Linked DNA regions of Homo sapiens: regions 1, 2, 3, 4, 6 and 7 are each linked to region 5. The links are chromatin loops, found by intact Hi-C in ENCODE. Cell type or tissue: heart right ventricle. All regions are shown on one strand. Region 1 overlaps KLF13 (KLF transcription factor 13). Region 2 overlaps KLF13 (KLF transcription factor 13). Region 3 holds the start of KLF13 (KLF transcription factor 13). Region 4 has its middle 15 kb from the start of LINC02352. Region 5 overlaps OTUD7A (OTU deubiquitinase 7A). Region 6 overlaps LOC105370939 (a long non-coding RNA gene). Region 7 overlaps KLF13 (KLF transcription factor 13).

Region 1 (4,000 bases), 120 kb before region 5:
TGTGGTTTTATTTTTCACATTAGAATCTTTGACCCATTTAGAATTTATCCTGGTGTAGGGTGGGAAGTATGAACCCAGCCTTTCCAGATGCTACCGAAGTGTCCTCATAACATGTATTGACTGCTCCCTGCCCTAGGGGTTCGAGATGTCACTCTGTCCTTTGCACAGTTACCACTACCTTTCGTTCTAATTCTGCCATTTCTGCTGGGCTTCACTGGCCAGTGATCAGCTTACGAAACTGTGTTGAATCCTGGTGGTCTCGTTTCCCCCACGTCATTGTTTTGCAGGATTTTTTTCTGGCTATTACTGTGTGTTTTTCTGTATGAATTTTTAGGATCAAGTTATCCTATTCGAAAACAAAGCAAAGCAACAAGAAAAATGCCTACTTTAAAAAATATCTTCGCAAGCATTGTAGAAATGTGGAGCCACACATTTGCCCAAGGAGGATTCTCTCACTGAAGCAGTGTTGCCTCCGACACTGTGGCAGTCTCCAGCCAGGCTTCAGCACCCTGCCAGCTCTTGCATGTGAAGAGTGGATAGTAGTGTGTGATCAGCGGCACTAGACCAGAGCGCCTGGGACAGGGCACACCTGCCCCCCATGTCTCTTTCACTACTGGGCGGCTCACAAACATGCTTCCCGGGGCCCCTTGGCCCATAGGTGATAACATTGTTATCTCCTCCAAGCACCACTGTGCAGCAGGCATGTGCCCCACGTATTCTCCCACTTAACCCTCACAGTGACTGAGAAACAGGCTGGATGACAATCCCTGAGGCATCAACAAAGGAGTGGAGGTAGAGCAGGCTGCTTCCTTGCCCCAGGCAGGTTCCAGCTGCGGCTCTAGCTCTGGCGCCAGCCAGCTGAATGACAGCTCACTCTCTCCTCCTGGGCCTCACTTCCCTTACCTGCTCAGTGGGTGGGTAAGAGCTTCCAACCTGGACTTCCTGCGAAGCCATGTGCATGTCAGCTCCATGTGGCTTAATAAACCACTAACATTTCTAGAGACGAGCAGGACAGTCAAATGGCCTCCTAAGGAGTTAGGAAGTCCACCCCCCACCACAGAGGCCAGGCCTTTCTGCTACCCCTGAGGCTGTATGCCTGAGTTTCATTGGAGGCCAGCAGTTGATCAGCCCCTGTGTTTGGCCATGCTGACCTGCTCCAGAACAGGAGGGTGAACAGTCTTCCTGGAGTGAAAAACATTGCAGTCTTGAGGTTGGGAGCTAGAAGTGGCCCCAAACCAGTGCCCACAGGGCAGAGCTGTCCATCAGTGAATGACAGCCCACTCACTGGTGGGGAATACCTGGAGACTGGGGACAGTGGCCTGGGAGCCTGAGGGCAAGCAATTTCTCTTTGGAAGCCTCTCCCTGTGCCTCCCTTTGAGTCTGACCAGCGCTGCCCCTGCCATTGCCTCCAGATACACACCCACATGGACCCTTGCGCTCCAGAGGTCTGTTGTATCCAAGACATCCCTGTGAGGGTGATGGCTCATTTGCCTTTCCAGGACCTCCCGGTAGGAGTTGCATTTCTTCCCTTCTCCCTTCCATGAAGGGGAGCTCAGCGAGGCTTCCTAGAGAAGACCCAGCAGGAGGCCGGCAGAAGAGGCCCTTGCGGCAGACGCTGCTCTGGCCCCAGCTTGGTACCGGGCATTGGAAACATTGCAAAAATGACCACTCAACAGGCTTCCCACAGGAGGTTCGCAGACAGAAAGATCTGCAGTGTGGTTTATACAGGTGCAGCTGGAGCCGGGTGGGGTGGGGGGGCCCACTCACCTGTGGGGGGTTGGGGGGGAGTTTGGCTAAGGCTGGATTGCAGGAGATAACTTGGAGCGTGCCCTTTGCGCAGGAGGGCAGAGCAGAGTGGAGTCCATGCCACAGCCCGAGTCTGAGCTCAGGCTTTGAGCTGGAGCACGCACACTCCTGAGCTGGCTGCATTTGCATGTGGCTGCTGTGGGGGAGAGGGGAGGGCCTGGGACTTGGGTGTTGAGGCGGATTGGGGGCTCAGCTGAAGGAGAGAGAGCCCCTGCGCCCCCCTTCCGGCTGGCTCTCTGAGAGAACACGTTGTCCCCGCCTGGGCCTGCGGCTTGGGCAAGAGCAGCATGTGGGACGCTGTGTTCCTGATAAGATGAGGCAATTGCTCTCACTCGGGGCGCTGCTCCGCTCGCGGCCTCGCTGTGGCGCCAGGGAACATTTATGTAACGCGCAGCCCTGAGCAGCTGCCCCGCCCAACCATACTCCAATCCCCACCCACCCCACTCTCCCCGCAACTGCATGCGGTCCCCTACCCTGCATCACCCGGCCATGCAGCCTGGTACCCGAAGAGTCCCCCCTCTGCTTGGCACCTGTAGGACCCCCAAACCCCAGCATGGCTTAGCCCCTCTCCCAGCTCCCCACAGTTCCCCCAACCCTCCTACAGCCTCCCTTCAGGGCTCCAGGGCACCTAGTGCCCCTCCAGGCTTGACCCCAGCCCCCTTCCTCTCACCAAGTCTTCTCACAAGGCCTAACCCCGCCTTGTCCCACGGCCCCCACCCCATGCACAGGCACAGGCACACATAGCCAGAACCCCTGGGGCCCTCCCACCTGGGGAGCTGGAGTGACTCTGAGATCCGGCAGGAAGGCTAGGAGCTCCTCTGCAGGAGTCTGGAATCTCCTACTGGTTCTCTTGTCATTTTGGAGCTAGAGGGAGCTCCTGTCCTGGTGAGTCCCTGTCTTGCTGTTGCTGTCTGTGTACCCCATGCCCGGGTGGAGGCAGATGCAGGGTTTGAGCCCAGCAAGGAGGGTGCTTGGATTTGTTTAGGCCATTGGGCTCCCTTTGCCTTAGAATGGGAGGCGGGCTCACTCCCTGAAGGGCCGGGCCTGGCTGGCCCCTCACCTCACTGTGTGCCCCCCTGTGCTCACTGTACTCGGCTGCACGCAGCCCCGCCTGGAGTCTGTCCCCATAACAGCAGTTTTTAGAGTGAAGCTTGAGGACACTCGCAGGTGCCTCAGACCCTTCAGAGGGGCCATGAGATCAAAACTGTTTTCATAACAATAGCACTGTTTGCCTCATTCTCCCAAAAGAGTACAGTAGGCTATTGCAGATGCTACAGGATGTGTGACAGCACCACGACGACTGGAATGCGTGCTTGGGTTGAAGACCTTTTTTCCATTTTAATTTGTAATTTCTAATACGATGAAAGCAGTGGCTCCCGCCCACATACAGGAAAGCTCCTGGGGCTCCCTGCGGATCATGTGGGTGAAAGTGGCCTGGGGCATGTTGCTCCCTGTTCCCGCCTCCACCCGTTCTCCCTTCTCTGGGCTGCTCCTTGTCAGCCTCCTGGGTGCTGCCTGAGTGTCACTACCAGGGGACCCAGCCAGACCCAGTGTTGCTCCTTGCTAGCCTGAGCCATAACTCCTGTTGTGGGCCAGTTCATTGGCCGTCACCTCTCTGCAGCAGGCTGAGGGAGGAGCAGAGAATGGAGCCGTGGGGGCCGCGTCTGCCTGGGTCAGGACCATGTCTCTGGGCCAGGCACCCAGTATGTGCCCTGTCAAAGCATAAAGCTCCTGATATATAGGGAGGCCAAGAGCTGTGCTGGTGGAGTGGCTGCACCCAACACCCACCTTCCTCCACTCCAGGCTGCCTGGCACCAACGTCCCATCCATTGGATGCTGCATTTCTCTGCGGCCCCAACACCATGTGGTCCACCTGTAGCTCTGTGTACCTCACATGCTTCCCCAGCCTGCAGGCAGAAGAAGCTAAAGGACAAGGCTCCTCACAAGGGCTATTAGGAAGCAAGGCTGAGTCTGAATTTGGGTTGGCTTCCCCCCACACCAACAGGCCCAAATCAGAGGAGACCCAGTTGACAGGGCTAATGACTAAGAGCAACAATAACAGCTGAGATTTCAGGAGTGGACCTTTGGAACGTGCCAGGCGCTGTGCTGAGGCCGGTCGTGCGCAGCCCCATGGGATCACTGTATGGACCCCCCGCATGAGGACGGGGCAGTGTGCTCACTTCCTGTGGCTGCT
Region 2 (4,000 bases), 150 kb before region 5:
TCGCCTCATGGGGGGGGGAGGGCATGGGATATTAGCCTGTCCTACTGCAGGATCACATGGTTAAGGTGGGCGGCCAGGCTCAGCCCCTTCTGTCCACCTGGTTGGTTTCTACTCCATCTTCCAGCTTCCTTGACTGGAGAGATGTTGGGGGTTGGGTTCAGCTTTGGAAGGCTTTTGAAGTCAAAGGACCACCTGGAGGAGGCCTAGGTGCTCCTTTCCCCAAACAGACAAGACACCCTGATTTTCTTTTGAATGAAAATGGCTCCAGATGGTATTAATAGCCAGCTCAAGGGTAACTGTGAGTGTGTTCTTGGTCAGCCCACCTGAATGCCGGCCCTGTGGCCACAGGCAGCCTGTCTCCTAGGGCTGGGGAGGGCCTACGGCGGGTGACACTCTCTAAGTCCTGGTGAGTCTTTATGTGCTTTCAAGAAATAAACAAAAATTGTCCTAAGTCCACACACCTGAACCTGTTTTTCTTTTCTTTCTTTCTTTTTTTTTTTTGAGACGAAGTCTTGCTCTTGTCCCCCAGGCTGGAGTGCAATGGCACAATCTCGGCTCACTGCAACCTCCGCCTCCCGGGTTCAAGTGATTCTCCTGCCTCAGCCTCCCAAGTAGCTGGGATTACAGGCGCCTGCCACCGTGCCCAGCTAATTTTTGTATTTTTAGTAGAGACGGGGTTTCACCATGTTGGCCAGGCTGGTTTCGAACTCCTGACCTCAGGTGATCTGCCCACCTCGGCCTCCCAAAGTGCTGGGATTACAGGCATGAGCCACCACACCCGACCTTTTCTTTCCTTTCAAAGCCCCAAATGGGATTATTTTCTTGAGAAGTCAACTTCCTGTCGAGATGGGAATAAACTTTTCTCCAGCTTGGCAATTCAGAAGCAGCCACTGTGCTGTGTGGCTGAGGTTGGGGTCATGGAGACAGCCACCAGTGCAGTCCTCGGGGTGGGAGATACTGAGTTCAGAAGGCTTTGGACACTCTTCTGGGCCAAAATAACAGAAACTCGAACTTGTTTTACTCTTGGCATCAATCGGGCACTGGGCACAGAAGAAATCCTCACCCAACCAAAAGCTCTGCCATTTGGCCATAAACACGTATGCCTCCATAGCCACGTACATGTGTAGAAACACATATGGGTGTGTGTGTGAGTGGACGTGGCACCCTGCTCATGCTTGCTGAATGGGGGAGCATCCACACCTGGAACATAGTGGCTATGTGGAACTTCTGATTTCTAGTTCAGTTTTAGATCTTAGGTCCGTCTTCATCCCCAGCAAATGTTACCAGCTGTTTGTGAGGCAGGCTTTTGGGGGAGACATGAAGTTTGTTCAGTTGAAACTAGGGCTGTGGTGAAGGGGCTATGCCTTCACACCCTGCTGCCCTGCCCAGCAGAGTGACCGGCTCCTGTGTCCTCCACACTGCTTCAGTTCCCCTCCTGATGCAGGGCCAGGCTGTGATCGCCATTTGCTGTTGGGCATTGTGTGTGTGTGTATGTGTGTGTGTGTGTGTGTGTGTGTGTGTGTGTGTGTGTGTATGGTGGCGGGGCAGGGGGCGGGGGGAGGGCACAGCATGGCACCGAGCACCAGAAACACAGCCTTGACCAGTCCCTGGTTTTTACCAACATCTTTCTGGACAAACAAGACAGCACACTTGGCAGGGGGAGTATTCTGTTTATTGTTCTCCATTTTTGAAGTTCATCACACAAAAACACTTGCTAACCAGAAACTTGGCTGCACTCCGTGGCCATTGGCCAGTCTGTCCCAAGGTGACTTGTTTGGGGAAGCACTGAAGCTTGATGTCTCAGATTAAATGTCCTTATGCTGGTGCCACAGGGGTGTGGCCTACTCTGCATGGATGGGTGACCCTGGGTCCCCAGGCACAGGGCACAGGCTCGTCTCCTTGAAGCTGGAGCCCACGCTGCATCATGAAAGAGCTCTGCAAGAATTGAAGGCCCAGAGCAAAAATCGCTTACCAAAGAGCATGTGGCTCAGAGCCTACCTTGGCCTCCTGTCTCAGGAGAAACTTCTAAAGGTGGAGTTGTGTCACGTGCTTGTCTCCTGTGAGCACAGGCCAGGTGGGAGGAAGCTTGGGAGTGGGGAGAGGATGACGTGGGCTCAGAGGAGCCACGAGCTTCTCCCCCGACCCCAGCGTACACTGGACACACATGGGAGGTGAGGTGATGCCTGAGCAGCCTGGCGAGTGGTCAGGGCCCTGGGTGGGGCCTCCTCATTCCCTTTTGGAGCACTGGCAGCTAATGCTTGGGGGGGCCACCATCCTTTCCCGGTCTGGCCTCGTTGGGGGACACATCTGTCTTCCTCCTGGAGTAAGGAGAGCCTGTGAACAAAGCAGTGACCCCAAGACCTATGGCCACTGGGGATGGCAGGAGCCTTGTGCTTCCATATGTGGGTCCAAGCTGTGGATGGGGAGGCCAAGTGTCCTGGCATGTGGGAGGTGGTCAGGTGCTCCCTGGAGATCTAACAGGTATGCATGGGTTAGCGAGACCTGAGAGTCCTTCTTGGGCCACACCTAAGTATGTGCAGGGCCTGTGATACAGCCAGAATTTCCTCCTCTGATAAACTTCTCTGAGCCTTTCTACTTGTCTTTAACCCTTTTATTGTCTAAATGCTCACTAAACAAGAAAAATAATACAGGGAACTTGGTTTAGGGGTATTGGTAGAAGTTAAAGTTGATGGCAGAGCATGAATAGGGGTGTCTGCAAGGAATTGTTGGAAAAGAGATTGGAAATAGAGCGAAGGCGTATGTGAGTCTCAGAACCTGACTCCTTTGTTGACTGGGAGTGGGGCAGAGGGCATGGGTCCAGCAGGTCATTGGTCTCGGGTTACCAAAAAGGTTAAGGCTATTCACCTGGGCCACTGGCTGGGGTGCTGCTCAAAGCCAGGATCTGGGAGCCGGGGTCAGCACCTTGGGTGCACCTGGGCATCATAGCAACAACAAACCCCAACACATTTTCAGGGACCAGGGCGGATAAATGGGAGTTAATGACATGGTTCCCACACATCCGAATCTGGGATATGTAAATGTGACACACAGTCTGAGCATTTGGCAGGCTCTCCATGGTCTTGCTTTGCATAGTTTGGCCTATCTGCTCTCCAGACTTACTGCCCCGTTGTCCTCACCTGCATGACTGTCCATGTCTGGTTTGTTTACTCGTCATTGAAGGCATCCACAGGGGTGCCATCTGCCCCCATGTCCCTCTCCCACTAGGCATGCTAAGTGGCCTGCGGCAGGGCAGGCAGGGACTCAGATTCCCTCCATCCCATCGCTGAGGTCTTACTTCCTTCTTCCGCCCGCCTTACACGTGGAAGGTTTCTCCTGTGCTTGTCCACCAGTTGTTGTTTTTGTCTTCTAGCACGGATGGTGTGGCAGAAGGAGGCCTTGGACAGCAGCACGTTAGGACCCACAGGGGCTCTGGCCCCTTGCAGCTGTGTGTTCTGAGGGAAGATGCCCAAGGTTTTATTATCTTTTCCAGAGCGCCCTTTTTTTCTGCTTGCATGGCAGGCCCTTTCTAAAATTACAGTCATAGGTTGCTTAATGACGGGTGCGTTCTGAGAAGTGTGTTGTTAGGCAGTTTCGTCCTTATGTGAACATCATAGAATGCACTTACTATGCACACCTAAATGGCATAGCCTACTGCACACCTAGGCTGTATGGTGTAGCCTCTTGCTTCTAGGCTGCAAGCCGGTACAGTATAGTACTGTCCTGAATACTGTAGGCAACTGTAACACAATGGTAAGCATTTTGTATCTAAATATAGAAAAAGGTACAATTAAAATGGGGTGTCGTCTTATGGGACCAGCCTCTCGTCCCACGTGGACTGTCATTGTTTGAAACGTCATTATGTGGTGCATGACTGTACTTTGCTGCTTGGCCTAAGGTGCCAGGGCATTCTCTGGGTAAGCCTGAGGGGCTTTGCAGGATACCATCTTTTATCAAGGTTGAAATTAGTTTTAGCACTTTATTCTGTGTCCCCTTTGCGGCT
Region 3 (4,000 bases), 160 kb before region 5:
GGCGCGAGTGCGTTCCGCCCCTAGGCAGCCCCGCGCCCGGCCGGGCAGACACGCCTCCCCGCCGGCGCCCATCGCGGGAGGAACAAATGGCGCCCTCCAGAAACCGCTCCCCTCCATGCCGGGGGCCAAGGCTGTCACCACATAAAAGCTCCGGCAGAGAAGTGCTCGCTGTGTCCCCGCCGCGGGGGGTACAAGCAGCCGCTCCGCGCCGCGACTACCCGGCCCGCCGCCCCCGGACGTCATGCGTCAGCGCGCCCCGCTCCAGTTTCCGCCCCTCCTCCCACCGGCCCAGGGGACACGCCCACTGGCGCGCGCAGGGCCCGGGACCGGGCACGCCCCTCTAACGGCTCGGATTGGCCTGGCCGTGCACTCACGGACCAATGGCGTCTGTCCCGGCCCTCGGTCACGCCCCCTTGCCCAGGCGCGGGCACGCGACCGCTCCGTTCCGCCGGTGCGCGCTCTGGGGTCCCCGCCCCCTCCGCGCGCGCAGCTCCCCGCAGCCGCCGCCGCCTGTAACCTGCGCCGCCAGGATGTGGCTGGGGGCTGACGTCGGGTCCAGATGTGGCCCCGGCCCCGCCCACCCCCGGGGCCGGGCCGCCCACACGGAGCCGCGGCGCGCACGGCAGCTGTCCCGCCTGCCACAATGCGCGGCGAAGCTGCGGCCGCGACTTGGCGAGGTGGTCCCTAACGTTGCCGCTCGGCATCCTTAGAACCGGCCGCCCCTGACGCCGCGCGGGGACCCCAGTCGCCCGCGCGCCCCATGCGCTCACTCTTCGGTGCCCGGCCGGGCCGGCGCCTCGCAGACGCGGAGCCGCGCGGGTGACGGCACAGGCGGCTGCGCGCCCAGCCCAGCCCAGCCCAGCCCGAGGAGAGGGCGCGCCGCGCCCCCGCCCCCCGCCCGCTCTCCCGAGGCCGTGGGTGCGGATGCGCGGCTGACGACTCGCAGCAAGAGCACCGCCGCCGGCCCCAGCCCGCAGCATGGCAGCCGCCGCCTATGTGGACCACTTCGCCGCCGAGTGCCTCGTGTCCATGTCGAGCCGCGCGGTCGTGCACGGGCCGCGGGAGGGGCCGGAGTCCCGGCCCGAGGGCGCGGCCGTGGCCGCCACCCCCACGCTGCCCCGCGTCGAGGAGCGCCGCGACGGTAAGGACAGCGCCTCGCTCTTCGTGGTGGCGCGGATCCTAGCGGACCTCAACCAGCAAGCGCCGGCGCCCGCCCCGGCGGAGCGCAGGGAGGGCGCCGCGGCCCGGAAGGCGAGGACCCCCTGCCGCCTGCCGCCGCCCGCCCCCGAGCCCACCTCCCCCGGCGCCGAAGGCGCGGCGGCCGCGCCCCCCAGCCCGGCGTGGAGCGAGCCGGAGCCCGAGGCGGGGCTGGAGCCCGAGCGGGAGCCGGGGCCCGCGGGGAGCGGCGAGCCCGGCCTCAGACAAAGGGTCCGGCGGGGCCGAAGTCGCGCCGACCTCGAGTCCCCGCAGAGGAAGCACAAGTGCCACTACGCGGGCTGCGAGAAAGTTTACGGGAAATCTTCGCACCTCAAGGCGCACCTGAGAACTCACACAGGTCAGTGGGGCGGCGCGGGCGCCCGGATCGCGCGGACGGGGTCGGCGCGAGCTGCCCGACCACGCCCCCGGAGTCCCCGATGGGGCGCGAGGTGGGGGCCGGGCGGGCCGGAACGCCCGGGGCCTCGCCCCTTCCCCTGCCGCTCCGACCCGCGGCTGGCCCCGCGCGTCGCGCGAGGCGGGTCTTGGCTCTCGGAGCCGGCGCCCGCCAGGCGACCGCGCCCCCGCCGGGCACGCCCCCTCCCCGGGCGCGCTCGGGTGGGGCCGCGGGGGCGGATATAGTCATCTGGGCTGGGGGCGGGGACCCCTCCCGGCCGGGAGGCGGCGCGGGCAGGTGCGGGCGGCCTGGGTGTGGACCGCAGGCGGCACTCGTGACGGTGGGGCGCCCGGAGCGGGGGCAGGGGACGCTCTCCGGGGTCCCTCCTCGTTTCCTCCCCCGCTGCCCGGGCGCGCGCTCAGGAGGGGAGGGGCCGGCCCCGGCGCGCGGCGGGCGAAGTTCACGCAGGGACAAGGTTTCCTTCGCCACTCGGCACATTCTTCGCTCTCTTCTTCCTGTAATTTTTCCAGCGCTCTAAGGTTTAATTTGTCGTAACCAAAGTCAGCGGCGGCGCTTGGCGATGCGGGGGGCGGTCCCGGGTCCCGCTCCCCGCCTGCGGCTCTTTGTGGGAGCCCCCGCCCATCCGGCCCGGCGGGGGCGCGCCCGGCCCTAGGCTCCTCGGCCTCGAGGCTCTCTCCGGAAAGGAATGCCCTGGCCGCTGCCCATCCTCCGTGCTGCCCTCTCGCCTGCCCACCTCTCACCTGCCCTGGGCCGGTGCGGGGCGGGCGGCACCTGCACCAGGGCGGGCGCTGAGCCTCCAGCCTGGGGATCACCGCCCGCCCCCGCCAGCCCAGCGGCAACAGTTCCCACGCGCGGCCCGATACTTTGTAGTTGATTCATCTGTGGCGGTTCCCTCCCCCCTTTTTGTTTCGTTTTTAACATAAAGATGAAAATATTTTAATGGACGGCAATCCTTCCCCATTTTGGTGTAAAGAATTGTATGCTTCCTCTGAGCTCACGTGAGTTCTTCTGTGACACTCACCTCTTCTACCTTGGGGGCAGGCTCAAAACCCGTCTACTGAATACTGTTGTCTTGTGACCAAGGGTGGTGGTCTCTCATTTGTAAAATAGTTCACATAGTGATTAAAAGGCATAAAAAGAAGCTGCAGCCTTGGATACCCTAGAGCTGAAGGCCCCTTTTTTTTACCATTTGGAACTGAAAGGGCCCAAGGTCTGCAGGTGAGGCTTTCAGATCTCGGACTAACTTTCCCCAGGGAGGCTTTTGTGGCCGCTCCAAACCACGTGGCAGGTGATGGGGTAGAGGGTGAGAGCGGGGCCATTTCTAGGCATTCGGGGTCAGTTAAGGGTGTGGGGGCTCAGGTTGGGGGTGGGAGTCAGTGTGGGCTCAGAGTTCAGCTCGGGACGCGGCTGCAGGGTGGGTGTGGCCCTGGGGGAGGGGCCAGGCTAGGCTCAGCTCGGCTCCAGGTGGATCCTGAGTATCGGGTGGGGGCAGCGATTGGGGCGTGGCTGGGGTTGAGATCCGCTTTGGGGGATGATGCCCGTGCTGGGCAGGATACTTAATGTTTGGGAAATTTTTCTACGGCCTCTGTCAGGGTGGCCTGCCACTCGGCAGCACCGGTAGCGGGGAATTGAGGAGGGGGGTGGCCGAGGGGAGGGGCTCGCCGTCGTGGGCGGGGCCGGCTTGTCAGGGCCTCAGCCTTGGGATGTCTTCCTGGTGGGTTCATCTCCCGCTTCAGGCTCTGGCCCCGCGCGAGCCTCTTGACTAGAATATTGGCGCAGGGGCTCTGGAGACCCGGGCCTCCCGCTGTAGGTGGGGCCAGTTTCCTCGGAGCGCCTGGAAACCGAAGGCAGGCAAAAGAGCACGGGACCAACCCTTTGAGTGTCTGCAGTGTGCTACAGTGCTCGTTCTTGAAGCAGAGAAACTATTCCACCCTTCAGGTGTGCAGACATCAGAAGTCCTACCTCCAGGGTGGAAGCCGGCCTCCAAGTTGGAAGTGCACAGGGCTCCGGCAGCGGGGTGGCGGGGAGTTGGGAAGAATGCAGATTTCCGGGCCCCTGATGCCGACCTAGTACACACAGTTCCAGCGTGCAGTTGGGAGTGCATGTTACCGGTACCCCAGGTGACCCATTATGAGAGTTGAACTGCCCAGAAACCTGCCTCTGGAGGGAGTCTGGTTCAGCATCTGGTGGAGGGCACCCCTGGGAAGCCCATTTCCAGCCCCTTCCCAGGTGTGCAGAGCATAAGTAACTGGTGTTCCTCAAGGGAGAAGAGGAGCTTGCTGTTGGGGGAGAAAAGAGCATCTTGCAGAAGGGAGAAACCCAGGCAGGCCTCAGGGATGACTGAGAAGGCAGGGCACAAGGTGATGGCTTTGCTGCAGCCGTGGGCTC
Region 4 (4,000 bases), 290 kb before region 5:
ATGAGACTCCTTCTTTTCTTTTCTTTTCTTTTCTTTTCTTTTCTTTTCTTTTCCTTTCTTTCTTTCTTTCTTTCTCTCTCTCCTTCCTTCCTCTTTCTTTCTTTCTTTCTTTCTCTCCTTCCTTCCTCTTTCTTTCTTCTTTCTTTCTTTCTTTTTTCTTTCTTTTTTTGACAGTCTCACTCTGTCACCCAGGCTGAAGTGCAGTGGCACGATCTCGGCTCACTGAAGTTTCTGCTTCCCTGGTTCAAGCGATTATCCTGCCTCAGACTCCCGAGTAGCTGGGATTACAGGCATGTGCCTCCATGCCTGGCTAATTTTTTTTTTTTTTTTTTTTTTTTTGTATTTTTAGTACAGATGGAGTTTCACTATGTTGGACAGGCTGGTCTTGAACTCCTGACCTCTGGTGATCCACCTGCCTTGGCCTCCCAGAGTGCTGGGATTACAGGCATGAGCCACTGTGCCTGGCCTCCGCTCACTTCCAAACTTGCTCCAAGTCTTCAACGTTTCAAACAAAACAGCAGTGGTGCCCAGGCTCTCTGGAAGCCAGGCCATCCTCCCAAGTTGGCCCACTCCTCCACCCCTTCCTGCTCGCTTGCCCTGCCCTGCTGCCTTCCCGTCCTTCTTTTCTCCACTGCTTTGTGTGAGCTTCTGAAGTCTCCTGTCCCTAGAAACTGCCCTTTGTCAAGGTCATGAATAAGCCCTGGGGCCAAATCAAGGGGTGGAAAATGGAGACAGGCAAGGGAGGCAGAGCTCAGGGAAGAGGGAGAGGGAGTGGCCTTGTGAGTGTGGACTGAGCTCAAATTCTAGCCAGGGCCTTCCAGGAGACCTTGGTCTTCCCACTGGTCTTCCTCCTTTCTTGACCTCTCACAGCCTCATCCCCCACCCATTGACTCCAAACCCGTGTCTGTGACACCCTTGTTTCAACTTCTTGTCCTTGTGTCAGGGACCCAGGAGTCCCCGAACTGGAGACGTTACTGAACTTGTGATGGACTTTCCTAACTGGCTGCAAGGAGCCTCTGGTGGGGAGGGTGTCCTGGGGGGGGAAACGATGTGGAGGGAATATCATTAGCTCCCCATGGCCCCTCACTTTCCTGGCAGAGACTCCAAGGACGGGGTGCAGCAGCAAGTCTCATCCCCTCCACGCTGTGGCTGGTCCTCAGGGCCAGGGCACCCTGCCCTTGAGACCTCTTCCCACGTGTCAGCTCATCCTGGAACACCCAGAAGCAAAACAGGATCAGGCTTCTTGGAGTTTTCTTTCCAGTAAGGAGCTGGTCACTGACCAGCAGTGCACACTGAGCAGAAATTGCCATTGGTTTCTTTTTTAGGGATAGAGAGAGCAAGTGTGTGTGTATGTGTGTGTGTGTGTGTGTGTGTGTGTGTTGTAATCAGTGAATCAAAAAGATTCAAAGAGGAGAGAGTAGTGACTCCACCAGAGCTCAGAAAGAGGAGGAGGAAGAGGAGGAGGTAGCGGTGGCCATGGCCCAGCTTGTCAAGGAGCCGGCTGGTGCTCCTGAATCACGGAGGGCCTCCCATCCACCCACGCCGTCACCAGCAGGTGGGGACCGTCAGCCACTTTCTGGCAAATCTCAGCAAGTCAGCACGGCAAGTTGAAAGAAGGAGCCAGTACCTCTCCAGGACAGCCTTCCCTCCAGGGCCTGCTGGGGAAGAAGGAGCCTGGGAGCTGACTTCAGGCAGCGAAGTAGTAGGCTTGCAGGGCGGGAGAAGGCCCTGAAGCCCTGGCTCAGCCCTGGCGAGTCGGGCTCCACGGGGTGCTTGTCCTGGGCCTCGGCTTCCACATACAGGAGGTGCTGGCTGTGCCGCCTGACCCCTGAGCCGCGGGGATTAGATGACTTGCCCCGGGTCCTATTACTGGGACTTTTCAGAACCCAGCGGGACCCCGGGCCTCAGACCTGGCTGCTCTTCTGGGCACCAAGCACTGCCACTTCTCTCACGTTCTGACTGCCCCAGGCCCCTTCTCTTTTGGGACCAGTGCTGTTGAGCCTCCGAGGGTCCAGGAACCGGGTGTGGTGAGGTGCAGGGGTCCTGACTATGGGTCTGACTCTGGATGGCGGCAGGACAGCATTCCTGGGCCCAATCCCCTTCCCCTGCCTGCCTGCTCTGTCCCTGCTCCAGCTTGCGCGCCTCCACCCCCTGCTATCCCCTACTTTTAGCTGTCCTCTCACCCTCTCCACCCTGCCCCAGATCCTCCCTCACACACACAGGTTCTAGGCTGGCGGCTGGTTTGGTTGTCTCCCCCATGCTCTTGGAACCCCTAGGTGCCAGGTTATCATATCCGACCAAGAACAAAATCCACCCAGCAGTGAGCTGTGAGCACTTTCTGTTTGGTTGCTGAAGCATGAATTTGTTAGAAATAACGGCGGCTGACACCACAGTACGGCCCCTCAGCCACTCCTCCTACACGGTGGAACCTTCTGGAAGGCTGGATATGAGCTACGCCTGCCTCTTTTCTTGGTTCCTCCTGCTGCCCCCAAGAGCTGACTGCCTCTGGGGCTCACCCTTGGGTCAGAGCTGATGCCCTGAGGTTCAGGTATTGGCCCTGTCATTCTGGGAGCAGGTGTTTTCTTCCCACGCATCTGTCTGTCCCAGTTGCTCCAGGTCCACAGCCATGAGCAGAGCCATGACAGGGGCCGCTGCTGTCCATGAGAAGCACAGAACTTCTGGCTGGGGGTTGCCTCTTCCCTTCCAGGTATTAATTATAATAACTGAAATGTGCTTAACGCATGCTGGCCTCTACTTAAGCACTTTACATATATTAATCCATGCAATCATGCTACAAAATGGATGCCACTATCATTCCCATTCTACAGATGAGAAAACATAGGCTCAGTGCAACTGTCTAACTTGCCAGGGTTACCCATCCATCCAGAGATCAGCAGAACTGGGCCACCCAACTGGCTGGCCTGAGTCTTGTCTTCTATCTGCCTCTCAGGATGGCCATCCATCCACATGACCATGTGGCTTTCAAAGAACCTGGAAAAAGACACCTGTTCCAGGTGGAACAGGCACTATCTGCCTGTTCATGTGGGCATAAGCAGCCCACCTGTGGGGACTGCTTGGTTCTCCAGCCTTCCACACATCCAGTGCCCACGATATGCCCATATACCATATACTGTAAAGTGCTTGGGGAAAACCTTATTCTTGGGCCCCTGGCAAGGTCCTTGCCTGACTTCTCCTTAGGATGGGTGAGGGGAAGTAGCCTGGAGGGTCTACGTCCTGGCCTGGGGTGGAGATGTCACCTGGACTCTTGGCAGTGGGGGTTTCCACCCCCAGGATAAGCTTACTACCTGAGTCCTATAGGTTGCAAGTATGCTTATGATTTTCCTCTCAACCTCACATAACATTATGTAGGCTTTGGAGTCCAGAACCTGCTAACAGTTGAAAGAGCCACGTTGCAAGTAACTGTGCGGACTTATCCTGACCTTATGCAACAGATTCTACCGTGAATATGGAATAATGTGGAGTCACTCAGCAAATGCGCCCTGAAGGCCCACTGGGCATTGGAGAAGCAAAGGTGAGCAAGAGAGACACAAAACCCTGTCCTCGGGTTGCTTGGAGTCTAACAGGGCATTGAGCACCATGAGGGCCACGCTGTTTTGAGGACACACTCTGGACATTATTCATGAATAGCTTGGTTTATTACTGAGAAAAGTATACAGTGTAGGGTTCCCCTGCCTCTCTGGCTGTTTGTCAAGACAGTGAACAGCCGCCGGGCCTCCTTTTCAACAAACCAGCCAGCGCTGTGATGAACTCCGCCCCACGTGCACCTGGGCAAGGCTCTGTCACGAGGTTCTCTCCATCACTGTGTGGCTAGGCAGGACAGAAGGAGGGAGAGAAAGCAGCCATGCCTGGGTTCTCCCAAACCTTTGACATGCCCGGGTTCTCCCCAGCCTTTGATGTGGCAGAAAACAGCTCTCTGTAAGGCAGACAGCTGCACAGACAGAAAGCCCTGCTATTTGTCAGGGGCTGCCATAGACTGAGG
Region 5 (4,000 bases):
TGTTGTGACTTGCCTGTGGCTTGTTTTCTGAGTGGGCGTGTTGATTCCTTCTGCAGAAAATAGGGGGACAAAAAATCCCTTTACAAGAGCGCATGCTTGCATGCACACATGCCTACATGTGTGTACACAGCCACTAGGTCCAGCCAGAGCCACTTCAAGCCATAGCCAGGGTGGCCCCAGCTGCATGCAGCTGGGATGGCTAGGTCAAAGGAGGTGGAGGAGCTACTGGGCTGTGGGTATGGCTGGGGTGGGCGGCCGGGCAGGGGCAGGCAAGAGTGTGGGAGCATTTGGGAGGATGCACCCTGGTCAGACTGGAGCTGAGCAGCCTGGACCCTGCTGCCAGGTCTGGTCCCAGCACAGCCAGGCTCACCCGTGTCTCGGAGGGGATCCGGATCCACGTCACGTTCATGTAGCTGTGCAGAAGGTTCAGCTTGGCTTCTAGCGACAGGATAAGGCTGGCAAGAGAAGAATATCCTATTGAAATGGTCTGAGCTGGCCCTTATAGCACCCAGTCCACTTGCATGCCAGCTGTCCCAGGAGGAGCAGGGGTGGTACATTCCCTCCCCAGGATGCCCCAGCCATAGCCCTCCCTGTGGGCGCTGGGGAAAGGGACAGAGTAGGATCTTACTGGGCCAGCCGGGCGTTATCGTTGTCGTCTTTCCCCCACTCCCAGTCCTTGCCAGGGTCCACTGCAAAGTGCAGAGGCAGCAGCTTGTGCTCAGAATCCGTCAGGGGGATCACGGCTGGAACAGAAGAGACAGAGCCGTGCTTGGAGCCCCGGCAGTCCCCAGGCAGGATGGCAAGGAAATTCCCAAGCCAGGTATCTGGGTGACAAATGCACCGAGTGGACATCTACACAGATCTGTGCCAGCAGGAGCATGAAGACCAAAACCACTATTGCTAGTTTTTAAAATTTCGTATTTATTGCGGACAGTGGAGAGCAGTTGGAAGCGTCACCTGGACCCTGGCTCTCTTTGGGTCTGTCCAATGGCAGATACTCCATTGGGCAGCAGAATGGGAAAAAAGCTATTGCTGCCTCTGCTATTTCTAGGAAGGATCTAGGCAGGTTAGGCACACTTTGGGAGGCCACCTTGCAGGTGGGCCTGGGGCTCAGCTCTCCTGTCTCGTCCCAGAGAAGGGCCGAATGTGCAAGTCAGGTGAGCAAGGGTGTTGCTGACCTCTACTGGTTTGTAATTTTGTGCCACAAGTCTGTATCAGTGCCTGGGACCCATGGACCCACCCGCCCCTGCCCGTGGGAAGCTCACCTGTGCTGGGGACAGATAAGCAGGTTAACAAACATCTCATAATGTCAGGTGGTGATGAGCCCTGGAAGGGTAAACACCAGGCAGAAGGCAGTGATGGTGAAGCCTTTTTCGGATGGGGTCAGGGGGTCCTTTTGAGGAGGTCACATGTAGGTGGAGATTGCAGTGATGAGCCACTGGCTGGTCATTTCTCAGAGGGATTGACTCATCACAAAACTTCTGTGGTGAAACTCACCACCCGTGGGAAATCCTGGCTCACTCCAGAAGGGCTAGGGTGGAGGGGGTATCTACAGGTTTGGGATCTTCTAGGAGCTTCTGAGCTGCTGGGGGACCTGATGAGAGGAGTGCCTAGTGACACGGTTGACTCCTCCCAAGGGCATTGTCAGGGACAAGGGCAGGAGGAACTGGGAGATGGTCTCCCCAAGTCTTTCCTCGCAACAAGCAGCAGCCTCCTCCATGGGCTCCACTTAGCTCCCCTGCAGGCCCCACACCTGGGAGTCACACACAGCAGAGAAGCACAGCCACCTTGGACCAGCTGCTTTGCCTCTTTGCTGGTGCCCATGGTTCATGGCAAGGGTGCCATGGCAAGAACAAAAAGGCAAGGAAATAGATCAAATCGAAGACTGAACACCAATAGTTGATTTGGTAAGAAATTGGAAAAACTGACTCAATGCTGCCCTCCAGTGTTGCTTAAGAGGAAAAGTGGGTGCAAATAATTCCCCTCTCCACCCCCGCACCTCTTCTTCTCCAGCTTCCCCAAGCTGCCAATAAGGGAAATGCAGCTTTGCTGACCAATGACCAGCTCCGGGCTTTTCATTAATCTGGCTTGGGATTGGAAAGTGCAGTGCTCTGATTTGAGAGGTCAGGGGTGGCTTGGCCTGGCTTTGCTGCAGCCTGCTGGGTTCTGCCTTGACGTGGCCACCCTTTCCAGATCTGAGCTGCAGGGCAGACACACCCAGGGAGGGCTGCAGGGCTGGCTCAGGGACAGGTCTCCCTTGGGTGGTGCCCAGCAGCCTGTCCCATAGTTCTATGAGTCACTACACAAACAGAGAAGGGGTTAGCCTCGCTTCTTACTCATGGGGCAGGGGGTGGCACAGGCTCTCCCCATCCACAATGTTTCCCAGAATAGAGCAGTGCAGCTCCTGGGAGTTCCAAGCCCCCATGAATGGATGGGCCAAACCAAAGTGTCCAGGAAAGGGACTCAAAAAGCAACATTTTAAATAAGCATCTCCTGTGGCTTTTAAAATCAAGCAAATTCAGGAAATATTGTTCTAGAACAAGAATAATCTGTTAGAAGCAGTTCCTGTGGGTGCAACTTGGACATTTTGGGTCTGGCTGTCCACCCGCTTCCCAGGGTAGAATTGCTGTTGGAGAACATCAGCCCAGCCACCACTCCATGTCTTAGCCACCCCGGCCCCAGGATTTAGGGGGAACAGGCACCTAGTGGCATCCATGGTCTGTGGGCAGAAGCAATGTGGGAAGTGCTGGGTGATGTGCTCAGGCATGGGGGTGTCTCTCCCCACTCCCCTTCCATGGTGCCTGCAGAAGACAGCAGATCTCCACTGAAGAGCTGCCTGACAATTGAGAACACTCCTTTTAGATTTCCACTGTGTTAAGTCACTGTGATTTTGGTTTGTTTGTTTCAGATAAACCACCTAAGCTAAGACGGCACCCCAGACAGTCACCCTCACTTCCCTATCATGGGGTTCCTGGGGACTCCTCCCCTCAACAGCAGGGCTGGAATGGACTCCTTGGGCTGCCCAGGGCTCCAGTGCACGGTGGGAATACCCCTGAAGGGGCTAGTGCCTGTCCACCTAGAAGGGTCCAGCAGCCTTGCGGCCTAGATCTGGCTGGGGTGAAGGGCCAGGTACTGAGAGGCTCTACGGACATGCCTGCTCACAACTGAAGACACCGAGGGGCTCAAAGGAAGGCTTTTCTGCAGAGGGTCAACTGCGGCCTGTGGTGAGGGCTGGGGCTGCAGAGCCCAGGGACAGTTCCGGCCAGGAGGCCATGAAAACAGGTCCTCCTCGTGAGCAGCGGCTGCTCAGGATGCCTCTGCTTCTCAACTGTACACCCTGACATTTCCCTATTGGAAACCTGGCTTTACCAGTGAGGAGCAGCCATGCAGCGGCTTGCCCTCTGGTGGTAAATGTCTAGAACAGCAACTGCTTTTCAAAATGAGCCTAAAAAGGCCGGAAAGGTGTTTTGTTTTTGTTTTTGAAAGGCCTCTTGTATGTCTTTTAGCCTGGAAACATATAGGCATCATCTCATGCTAGCCTGAATATATTCTGAGTACTTATTTTCTAAAAAAAAATCAAGATTTCTGGTTTTTGTCTCCGATGTGAAAAGCTGGAAGAGCATTGTTCCACCATGAAAACATTCCAGTCAAACTGCAAATTCACAACTTATCTTTAACCCACCAGACAGCTGAAGTCACAGGGAAACCGACTTATCCAATATCTAAGGAAAGACAGGTGCCTCCAAGGAGAGACAGACATGAGCTTAAGAAGGGCCAATTCAGCTGGACCCCAGTAAGAATCATTCAGCTAAAATGGTTAAATTGGTAAAGGAACAGTATCAGCTAGTGAAATAATATGGAACCCTGGGGGCTGAAGATATAAAGGAAATTCACATGCACCTGCAGGCTCCTCTCCACAGGACCTACCTGGTTCTCCCAAAAAAGACTGGCAGGAGTTCTAAGAGAGTGTCTCCATAGATATTTCCATCCTACCTCTACC
Region 6 (4,000 bases), 91 kb before region 5:
TGCTATGAACATGTGTGTACAAGCTTCTGTGTAGACATAAGTTTTCTTTTTTCCTTATTTATTTATTTATTTATTTTTGGACATAAGTTTTCATTTCTCTCGGGTATACACCTAGGAGTGGGATTACTGGGTCATGTAGCAACATTATGTTTAGTTTTGAGGAACTGCCAGACTGTTTCCATCTGCACTATTTTACATTCCCACTGGCAATCCATGAGAGGTCCAGCTTCTCCACATGCCCCAACACTTGTTACTGTCCTCCTTTTTGTTCATAGCCATCGTCACGGATGTGAAGTGGTACCTTATTGTGGTTTTGATTTGCATTTCCCCGATGGCAACATTTCATCTACAGTTTTGACATTTAATTTCACTTAATAATATCACATCAAAATTAATTTGATAAAATAAAAATGGGGGAGGGAAACCCCCAAAGTATGTGGAATTGAGTTTCCCAAGTCATGCTGCTGCTTGGTGGTGGAGCTGAGATTCCGGCCCAAGAAGTCTGCCTCAGAGTCCCTGATCCTCCATCCTCTGCCTACTGGACATTCACCAGCTTTTCTGGCTGTTGTCCCCTCAGGGCCTGTGATACACGTGCCCTGGGAGGGTTGGTTTTTTTGTTTTTCTTTCTTTCTTTCTTTTTTTTGAGACGGAGTTTCGCTCTTGTTTCCCATGCTGGAGTGCAATGGCGCGATCTTGGCTCAATGCAACCTCCGTCTCCTGGGTTCAAGAGATTCTCCTGCCTCAGCCTCTTGAGTAGCTGGGATTACAGGCATGCGCTACCACGCCCGGCTAATTTTGTATTTTTAGTAGACGGGGTTTCTCTGTGTTGGTCAGGTTGCTCTCAAACTCCCGACTTCAGGTGATCTGCCCACTTCGGCCTCCCAAAGTGCTGGGATTACAGGCATGAGCCACCGTGCCCGGCCTAATTTTTGCATTTTTAGTAGAGACAGGGTTTCACCATGTTGGCCAGGATGGTCTTGATCTCTTGACCTTGTGATCTGCCTGCCTCGGCCTCCCAAAGTGCTGGGATTACAGGCTTGAGCCACCGCGCCCGGCCTAGGGTTTTTAAGGATAATTTGGTGGTTGGGGGGCAGCCAGTGAGTTGGGAGTGCTGATTGGTCAGTGATGAAATCTTAGGGAGTCGAAGCTGTCTTCTTGCATTGAGTCAGTTCCTGGTTTGGGGCCACAAGATCAGATGAGCCAGTTTATTGACCTGGGTGGTGCCAGCTGATCCATGGAGTACAGGGTCTGCAAAATATCTCAAGCACTGATTTTAGGGATCTTAGGCTTTACAATAGTGATGTTATCCCCAGAAGCAACTTGGGAAAGTCAGAATCTTGTAGCCTCCAGCTGCGTGACTCCTAAACCATAATTTCTAATTTTTTGGCTAATTTATTAGTCCTAGCTACAAAGGCAGTCTAGTCCCTAGGCAGGAAGGAGGTCTGCTTTGGGAAAGGGATGTTACAGTCTTTGTTTTAAACTATAAACTATAAACCAAGTTTTCTCCCAAAGTTAGTTCAGCTTACACCTAGGAATGAACAAGGACAGCTTGGAGGTTAGAAGCAAGATGGAGTTAGTTAAGTCAGATCTCGTTCACTGTCTGGGTTATAATTTTGCAGTGGTGGTTTCAACAGTGGCTCAGGGGCTGGTGCCTGTCCCTACCCTGAGCCCAGAGGACACTTTCCGTCCTCCAGTCCAGGTTTTTCGTTTGACTTTGCCACAGGAACATTTGCCAGGGGTCATTTCCCAGGCGGAAATGGGCAAAGGGGGGTTGGGAACAAGCCTGAGGCCCTGAGGCCAAGAGGGTGTCCAGGTTCAGGGTGGGGCGGGGTGGGGTGGGGTGGGGCGGGCAGGGCAGGGCAGGGCAGGGGTGCACGTGGCAGGGTGGGCAGGCTTCCCGGCGCTCCGCTCAGGCCACGCCCAGCGCCAGCATAATTACCGGGAGAATAATTACGAGCCCAGAGAGCCGCCGACCCCGCCCATTGCCGACCATTCTCAGGCCTGGGGCGGTGGCGCCCTCTCCTCCTCAGTGACGCGCACTTGCAAAGGCTGCAGGCCAAGAGGTCCAGACGCCTCGGAGTGGGAGGGGCCGTGGCCTGCCAACGTTGTCTGTCCTCAAGGGAGGGGCGCTGGGAAGTTCCTGGGCCTGTTTCCCCTTTGGGGTCAGGGCTGCCTCTTGCTTCCAGCTCTAGCAGCTGCTAGCAAGTCCTTTAACATCCCTGAGCCTCAGTTTCCCCATCTATAAAATGAAGATGGATTTGTTGAGGACTAAATGAGCTACTCTTTGTACAGTGTGAGGCTGATTTTGTAACATTATTATTATTATGTTATTTTCAACCATACCCAGTGGCCAGCAGCTCCTGGCACATCATAAATGTCAGAGGGATGAACTACACAGATGAGGACGTGGAGGGGGTCAGAGTTAGGAGCTGGATGTGGGGTCTGCAGACTTCTCTGGTCTTTGGGGGTGGCGGCGGGGGGGGTGGTGATCCACTCTCCCTGGGGAATTCTTCAGTCTTTCTCTCCTGTGCCTCAGCCTGAGGGCCTCTGGCAAGTGCCTCTCCAGGAAAACACCACCTCCCAGCTGCTCTCCGGGTCGACCCTGAGTTTATCTTGGGTTTTACGCAGTCCGGGGCCAGTAATTAGCCTAATAAGGAGCCTGCTAGGCCTGCGTCTCTGCTCAGGCTCCGATAGTTACCCAGTAATTTACCTGATCTCTCGGATAAGGCCTTTGCCTGGACAGGTTCCCACCACAAAGCACAGGATGCTCCTGCTCGGGCGGGGCCTTAATTGGTGGTGTTTTCAGAGATTCTCCAACCCTAGTTGAAAGGAGCCCAGGCCTCAGAGGCACAACCATGGCCATCACAGCAAGGAAACAGCCCAGGTGTTAGGGGACAGGGCTGCACCAGGACACAACAGACCAGACACGGCAGCACTGACGAGTTTAGAAGGCGTATGGGGGTGGCAGCAGAAGCTGCCAAACCAAAACAGCTGCTGGCATTTCGTGTGTAGTGGCTGGGAGCAGAGCGTGGTGGGCAATGAGGGAGCCAACTTGGCCCTGGGGCCAACCCCGCAGCCTACACCCAGGCTCTGGCCAGCGCCTATTTCAGGGGCATGCTCGGTGCTGCTGCCTGGCCCCCAGGGTACTCCCAGAGCAAGAGCCCACTGGCTCCTGGACCCCAGTGGAGAAGCAGCGACCCCTTCCATCCCAGGGCTCAAGCTCAGGGCTCCGAGCCCTCCCAGCCACCTTTGTCCCCAGGCACAGTACCACATCAGGAGTGTCTGACTTTGGAGCAGGCCCCCAGGCCTTGGAAAGATCAAGCAGGAGGCCAAGGCTGTTGGAGCTGAGAAGCAGGAAGAGTCAACCATGCACGGTGCCCTCCTCCCTCTCCCCCAGGGCAGCTATAGGACTCTGTGGGTGGGAAGAGCCTGCAGCCAGGCCAAGAAGCCGTGGGCAAGCCCTACAGTCGCCTAGTGCTCGCCTACACAGCTCCCTTTGATCTGCCCCACTGGGCGGGGCTGTGTCATCTACTGGGTTTTCCCTGGAGCCTGTGCCCAGGGAAGCTCAGTGTCACACAGCCCCAAGCATCCTGTGTGTCCCTGGCAGAGTGCGAGCCCCTTATCCTGCCTCAGTGAAGAGGACGGTGCTGGCTGCCCTAGAGGATGTCAGCACCAGATGGAGAAGCAGAGCAGACTCCACTGGGCAAAGTTGCAATCACCCTCTGAGAGGAGCTGAGCTCCCTCTGAAAACAAGGGGCCCCTTAGCCCCACAAATGTGGGGGCAACCCACATGGCAGGGAATTGCATCCCTGAGTTTTCCCCCTGCGGCTGGAGTGCAATGGCGCAATCTTGGCTCACTGCAACCTCTGCCTCCCAGGATCAAGCGATTCTCCTGCCTCAGCCTCCTGAGTAGCTGGGATTAGCCCAGCTAATTTTTGTATTTTTAGTAGAGACGGGGTTTCATCATGTTGGGCAGGCTGGTCTCAAACTCCTGACCTCA
Region 7 (4,000 bases), 140 kb before region 5:
TAGGCTCATAACCCCAAGGCACTGACTGGTTTCTAACCTGGTCTGAGTGGTTGCCCCGTGTGCGCTTGTCTTGCACTGAGAGCTCCAGTGATTGGCTGTCCTGGGACAGCCGTCCACCTCATTATTTTCAGGGGGAGTTCCCAGGAGCCTGCAAAGGAATGTGCATTTTCAGGGCAGGTTGCTTCTTTTCAGAAAGGAAGGATGAGTGTGCTACCCGCAAGCAAGGCATGAGAGCGCCCAGGTATGCACCCTGGCAGGGAGAGTGGGCGGGTGGCTGTTGGATGTCTAAAAGGGTTTTGCACACCGGGCGCGGTGGCTCATGCCTATAATCCCAGCACTTTGGGAGGCTGAGGTGGGCAGATCTTGAGGTCAGGAGTTCAAGACTACTGGCCTGGCCAACATGGTGAAACACTGTCTCTACTAAAAATACAAAAATTAGCTGGGTGTGGTGGCGGACGCCTGTAATCCCAGCTACTGAGGAGGCTGAGGCAGAGAATTGCTTGAACCCAGGAGGTGGAGGTTGCAGTGAGCTGAGATCACGCCACTGCACTCCAGCCTGAGCAACAGAGTGAGACTCCGTGTCAAAAAAAAAAAAGGGAGGCGGGGGGAGTTTTGCAGTGAACAGAAGTCACTGTTTAAGTAGAGTTTACACACAACAACAAAAAAAGGGTTTTGCAGTGAACAAAAGTCACTGTTGGAGTTTACACAACAGAGGGGTCGCCACGCTGCCCCGTACCTGGGAGCTTCAGACTGTTCCGAATAGGCCTCCCCTGGACACTGAGATCTTGGAGGCTTTGTGATCCAGCCTTGGATGCCGGGTCCTGAGATCTTGCAGTCCAGGGAAAGGTGAGATTGTCTCACAGCAGAGGCTTGCCTGCTGCAGGCCACGCTCAGGGGTTTCTACCTCCCTCAGTCCCAGTGTCTGCCCTACAGGCTCCCTTGGTCCCGCTCAGAATGCACAGACCTGACCGTACCAGTGAGAAAGGACAGGCTGTGTGAGCTCTGCCTGGCCCAGGTGTGGGCTGGCCACGGGCTCCATGCCTGCCTTCTCCATGGGCCATGACGTCGGCCAGCAGCCTCAGCAGCTGCTGAGATTAGCGTCTGTATGTGGTGCCACTTGGTGTGCCTCTGGCTCCTGGCCCTGTGCTGGCCCCGTGGAAGGGCCTGTCAGCATGTACTCTCTCCTGGGGACAGGAGCAGTATCTTCAGGGCTGGGTCTACCAACCCGGTCTGTGCATTTCCAGCCTCCTGTGTGCTTCCCAGCTCTGAATTATGACCACTGGGCTGATTTATTTCTTCTGACATTTGCAAGCTGTTAGGTGGCAGAGATCAGTGAATAAAAACTTAATAAAAGGCTGTATTTAATCCCATGCATCCTAGGCTGAGCCAAGTTCCCTTAGGATTGAGCATCACCAGATAGAACCCAGAGCCCACTGGCATTGGGACCTCCAGGGTGGCTACTTGGAGTTTTTGTGGGGAGGGCAGTTTCTTGACCGTGGAGCATGACGAGGCTGGACCCACCTCCCCGTCTGTATGCAGCCACCATGCAGCCCACCTAGGCTGTGGGCTCTGTTGATGCCGCCTTGGAGTGTGCGGCTTGCTCTGGGTGGGCCTTCCAGGGGAGGAGGGACTGCAGAGGTAGTGACAGGGAAGGGACCCTGGGCCAGGGGGCTGGGCTCAAGGGTGGCTCCACATCTGACTTTGTGGCCTCATTTCCTGGTCTGTCACTTAGGGAGTTTTGCTGGGGCCTGTTAAAGGGGGAGTGCCTGGAGGTATCAAAGCAGGGGCTTGTGGCCCTGGTCATCCAGTAGTTACTGGGGGTGTTTACAGCCGCCTGTGCTGGGCCTCCCCTGGAGAGGAAGTCACGCCCACGTTAAGTGCGTGGGAAACCTGTCCCAGGCGTTCTGTAACCGTAGCTGCAGGTGCTCTGGGTGTTGCCTCCTGGCTGTAGAGGGCCCCCTTGTGAAGAGGGGAGCCCCAGGTTGGGGGGCCTGGGCTGGCAAAGTCCCTGCCATCTGGCCTGCCCACTTGGGGCTGGCTGTGTTGGGCCTGGTCCCACCAGGGCTTGGGCTGCTTCCAGATCTGTTTTCATTTTCAATTCCCTTTATTGCTATAAAACCACTTCGGGGCTGCAGAGAACAAGCTGTTGTCCTCAGCTGACCTCAGATTCCTGGCCTCAATTGTTTGCCTCTTGCTAATTTTAGCTTCTGATCATTTCCACTCTTATCCTCCCCCCAAAGGGAGACACAGACCAAGAATAGCTGCTGGGAAGGGGGGCTGTGGTGGCTGTGGCCAGAGTTCCAACAGTGAGCTGGCAGGGCTGTGGAGTGGCTCGCTGTGGCCAAGCCTGGGGCAGGGGGCTCTCGGCAGGCAACCCCCACACCCTTCCCCTCTCTCACCGAGGACTCTATACTGCAGGCATGGGCCTCAGAGGAGAAGAGGACTTCACTGTTCCTTCTTTTAAACAGAAACCAGGCTGCTTCTGGGGAAAAAGTACACCCCCACAGCCCTGCCTAGCTTGAAGACCCCTGAGAGTCCCTAACTCCCCTGAGCCCTTCAGACTCCAGGACCCAGGTTGTAGTGTGGGGTCAGACGTGGCACTTGACTACAGCCAGGCCCTGGATACAGCGTCAGTGTGGAGGCCTCAGGCCTATCCAATCCCTACCCAGCTTGGCCCCAGAGCCTGGCACAGCTCTGCCCTCCCAGTGAGTGTCAGGCTGCAGTTGACTGACAGCAATGTCCAGTCCAGGACATCAGCCCAGGCCTGCAGGATGGGACTTTGCCTGCCTGGGGCAGGGAGAGAAGCAGCTGACCAAACCCCAAACCGTGGTGTGCTGGTGAGCAGGCCTGGGGAGAGCCAGAGGAGGGATGGGCTGAAATCCAGCGAGGAGGAATGGCCTCCAGGCAGGGCCTAGGGTTGCAATCCTTGTCCATATATTAATAGTTTTGTAATTTTTGTTTTTGTTTTTGAGACAGAGTTACACTCCTGTTGCCCAGGCTGGAGTGCAATGGCGCGATCTCAGCTCACTGCAACCTCTGCCTCCCGCGTTCAAGCAATTCTCCTGCCTCAGCCTCTCAAGTAGCTGGGATTACAGGCACCCACCACCACACCCAGCTAATTTTTTGTATTTTTAGTAGAGATGGGGTTTCACCGAAATGTTGGCCGGGCTGGTCTTGAACTCTTGACTTCAAGTGATCTGCCCACCTTGGCCTCCCAAAGTGCTGGGATTACAGGCGTGAGCCACTGCACCTGGTCATATTAATAGTTTTTAAACTTCTGTTTGGAGAACTTCAGACAGATGCCCACATCTTCAGGACACCCACATTTTCAGCACCTGCTAGCCCCCTGCAGTCTTATCTCTGCCCCTCCCCCACCACCGTCCTCTCCAGTTGTTTTGAAGGAAATCCCAGATGCAATATCAATTTGTCCATAAATATTTCAGTGCCTTACATCTTCAAATGAAAGCCTGATACGTCTAATTTTCATACTGGGCTAACAGTAAGTGTGAAGCAAAAAATCCAAAGCCTGAAGTCACCCCACATGACTTGGTATTGGGAATTGTGTGGATCCAGCCCTAAAACCCCCGGGCTTGGGGTTGGAGCCACCATTTAAAGAAGTGTTGGAGCCCATCTCGCCATCCCTCAGCCTCGAGTTATAACTAGTCATAGGTAAAAAGAAGGCAACCAGGACACAGGTGTTTATGAGATCAAAAGCAACAACAACCGAAACAATCAACAGTGCTACTAAGGTAACACAGATAGGTGAGGAAGAGGCCAGGTGCTCAGTAAGTGTCTCCTGTGGACGGTCCCTCACCTCCCCTGAGCAGAAGGGCAGGGTGTCATCTCCACATGCCTTGGGGAGATGGCAGGGCCAGCACTCTCCAATGGCTTCTGAAGAGGAGCTACTAGGAGAAGAAAGTGATGCTCTAAGGAAAGGCTGGACTGCCGAGAGCAGTATACCCATCCCATTTTGTAAATTATGTTAAAAATTGTGTTAGAG

What was found. Hi-C counts contacts between places; a loop is a spot of excess contacts. Peaks named below come from ENCODE experiments on the same cell type or tissue, not always from the same donor. Only the 100,000 strongest peaks of a DNase experiment are listed, where the experiment ranks them.
Region 1: a loop joins it to region 5, with 4 times the contacts of the local background. A loop is called at or near these places in 46 of 110 quality-filtered maps.
Region 2: it touches region 5 in a loop (2.5-fold over the local background); 57 of 110 quality-filtered maps call a loop at or near these places.
Region 3: a loop joins it to region 5, with 9 times the contacts of the local background. A loop is called at or near these places in 59 of 110 quality-filtered maps.
Region 4: it touches region 5 in a loop (8-fold over the local background); 107 of 110 quality-filtered maps call a loop at or near these places.
Region 6: it touches region 5 in a loop (2.7-fold over the local background); 29 of 110 quality-filtered maps call a loop at or near these places.
Region 7: it touches region 5 in a loop (2.6-fold over the local background); 41 of 110 quality-filtered maps call a loop at or near these places.

The regions. Positions count from the first base shown.
Region 1 is chr15:31,363,864-31,367,863 of GRCh38, forward strand. All of the region lies in intron 1 of KLF13 (KLF transcription factor 13), which reads left to right. Among named protein-coding and RNA genes, the nearest start is that of KLF13, 39 kb to the left of the region's middle. In heart right ventricle, CTCF peaks have their summits at 2,143 and 2,768; DNase peaks (open chromatin) are centred at 556, 2,168, 2,761, 3,359 and 1 weaker place; H3K4me3 peaks cover 2,166 bases; H3K27ac peaks cover 4,000 bases.
Region 2 is chr15:31,333,944-31,337,943 of GRCh38, forward strand. All of the region lies in intron 1 of KLF13 (KLF transcription factor 13), which reads left to right. Among named protein-coding and RNA genes, the nearest start is that of KLF13, 9.1 kb to the left of the region's middle. RefSeq lists enhancers at 1,712-2,212, 2,213-2,713. In heart right ventricle, no CTCF peak of the experiment used is centred here; a DNase peak (open chromatin) is centred at 1,748; H3K27ac peaks cover 4,000 bases.
Region 3 is chr15:31,326,235-31,330,234 of GRCh38, forward strand. KLF13 (KLF transcription factor 13) reads left to right here and starts at 601. Exons shown (of 2, transcript NM_015995.4): 1 at 601-1,555. The coding sequence starts at 979. RefSeq lists a promoter at 1-782 and enhancers at 1-323, 3,433-3,997. In heart right ventricle, CTCF peaks have their summits at 1,899 and 2,101; DNase peaks (open chromatin) are centred at 297, 907, 1,577, 1,884 and 2 weaker places; H3K4me3 peaks cover 4,000 bases; H3K27ac peaks cover 4,000 bases.
Region 4 is chr15:31,199,297-31,203,296 of GRCh38, forward strand. No RefSeq gene overlaps it. Among named protein-coding and RNA genes, the nearest start is that of LINC02352, 15 kb to the right of the region's middle. In heart right ventricle, a CTCF peak has its summit at 1,557 (motif pointing right); a DNase peak (open chromatin) is centred at 1,555.
Region 5 is chr15:31,486,824-31,490,823 of GRCh38, forward strand. It overlaps OTUD7A (OTU deubiquitinase 7A), which reads right to left. Exons shown (of 13, transcript NM_001382637.1): 11 at 629-743; 12 at 371-455. Among named protein-coding and RNA genes, the nearest start is that of KLF13, 160 kb to the left of the region's middle. RefSeq lists an enhancer at 2,992-3,641 and a silencer at 3,147-3,297. In heart right ventricle, CTCF peaks have their summits at 1,977 (motif pointing left), 2,177, 3,415 (motif pointing left) and 3,614; DNase peaks (open chromatin) are centred at 2,078 and 3,138; H3K27ac peaks cover 1,069 bases.
Region 6 is chr15:31,395,400-31,399,399 of GRCh38, forward strand. The region is part of intron 1 of LOC105370939 (a long non-coding RNA gene); the gene reads left to right. It also overlaps a transcript of KLF13 not described here. Among named protein-coding and RNA genes, the nearest start is that of KLF13, 71 kb to the left of the region's middle. In heart right ventricle, a CTCF peak has its summit at 2,036; a DNase peak (open chromatin) is centred at 2,002; H3K4me3 peaks cover 902 bases; H3K27ac peaks cover 3,791 bases.
Region 7 is chr15:31,351,429-31,355,428 of GRCh38, forward strand. The region is part of intron 1 of KLF13 (KLF transcription factor 13); the gene reads left to right. Among named protein-coding and RNA genes, the nearest start is that of KLF13, 27 kb to the left of the region's middle. In heart right ventricle, a CTCF peak has its summit at 1,972; DNase peaks (open chromatin) are centred at 1,113, 2,213 and 2,713; H3K4me3 peaks cover 2,118 bases; H3K27ac peaks cover 4,000 bases.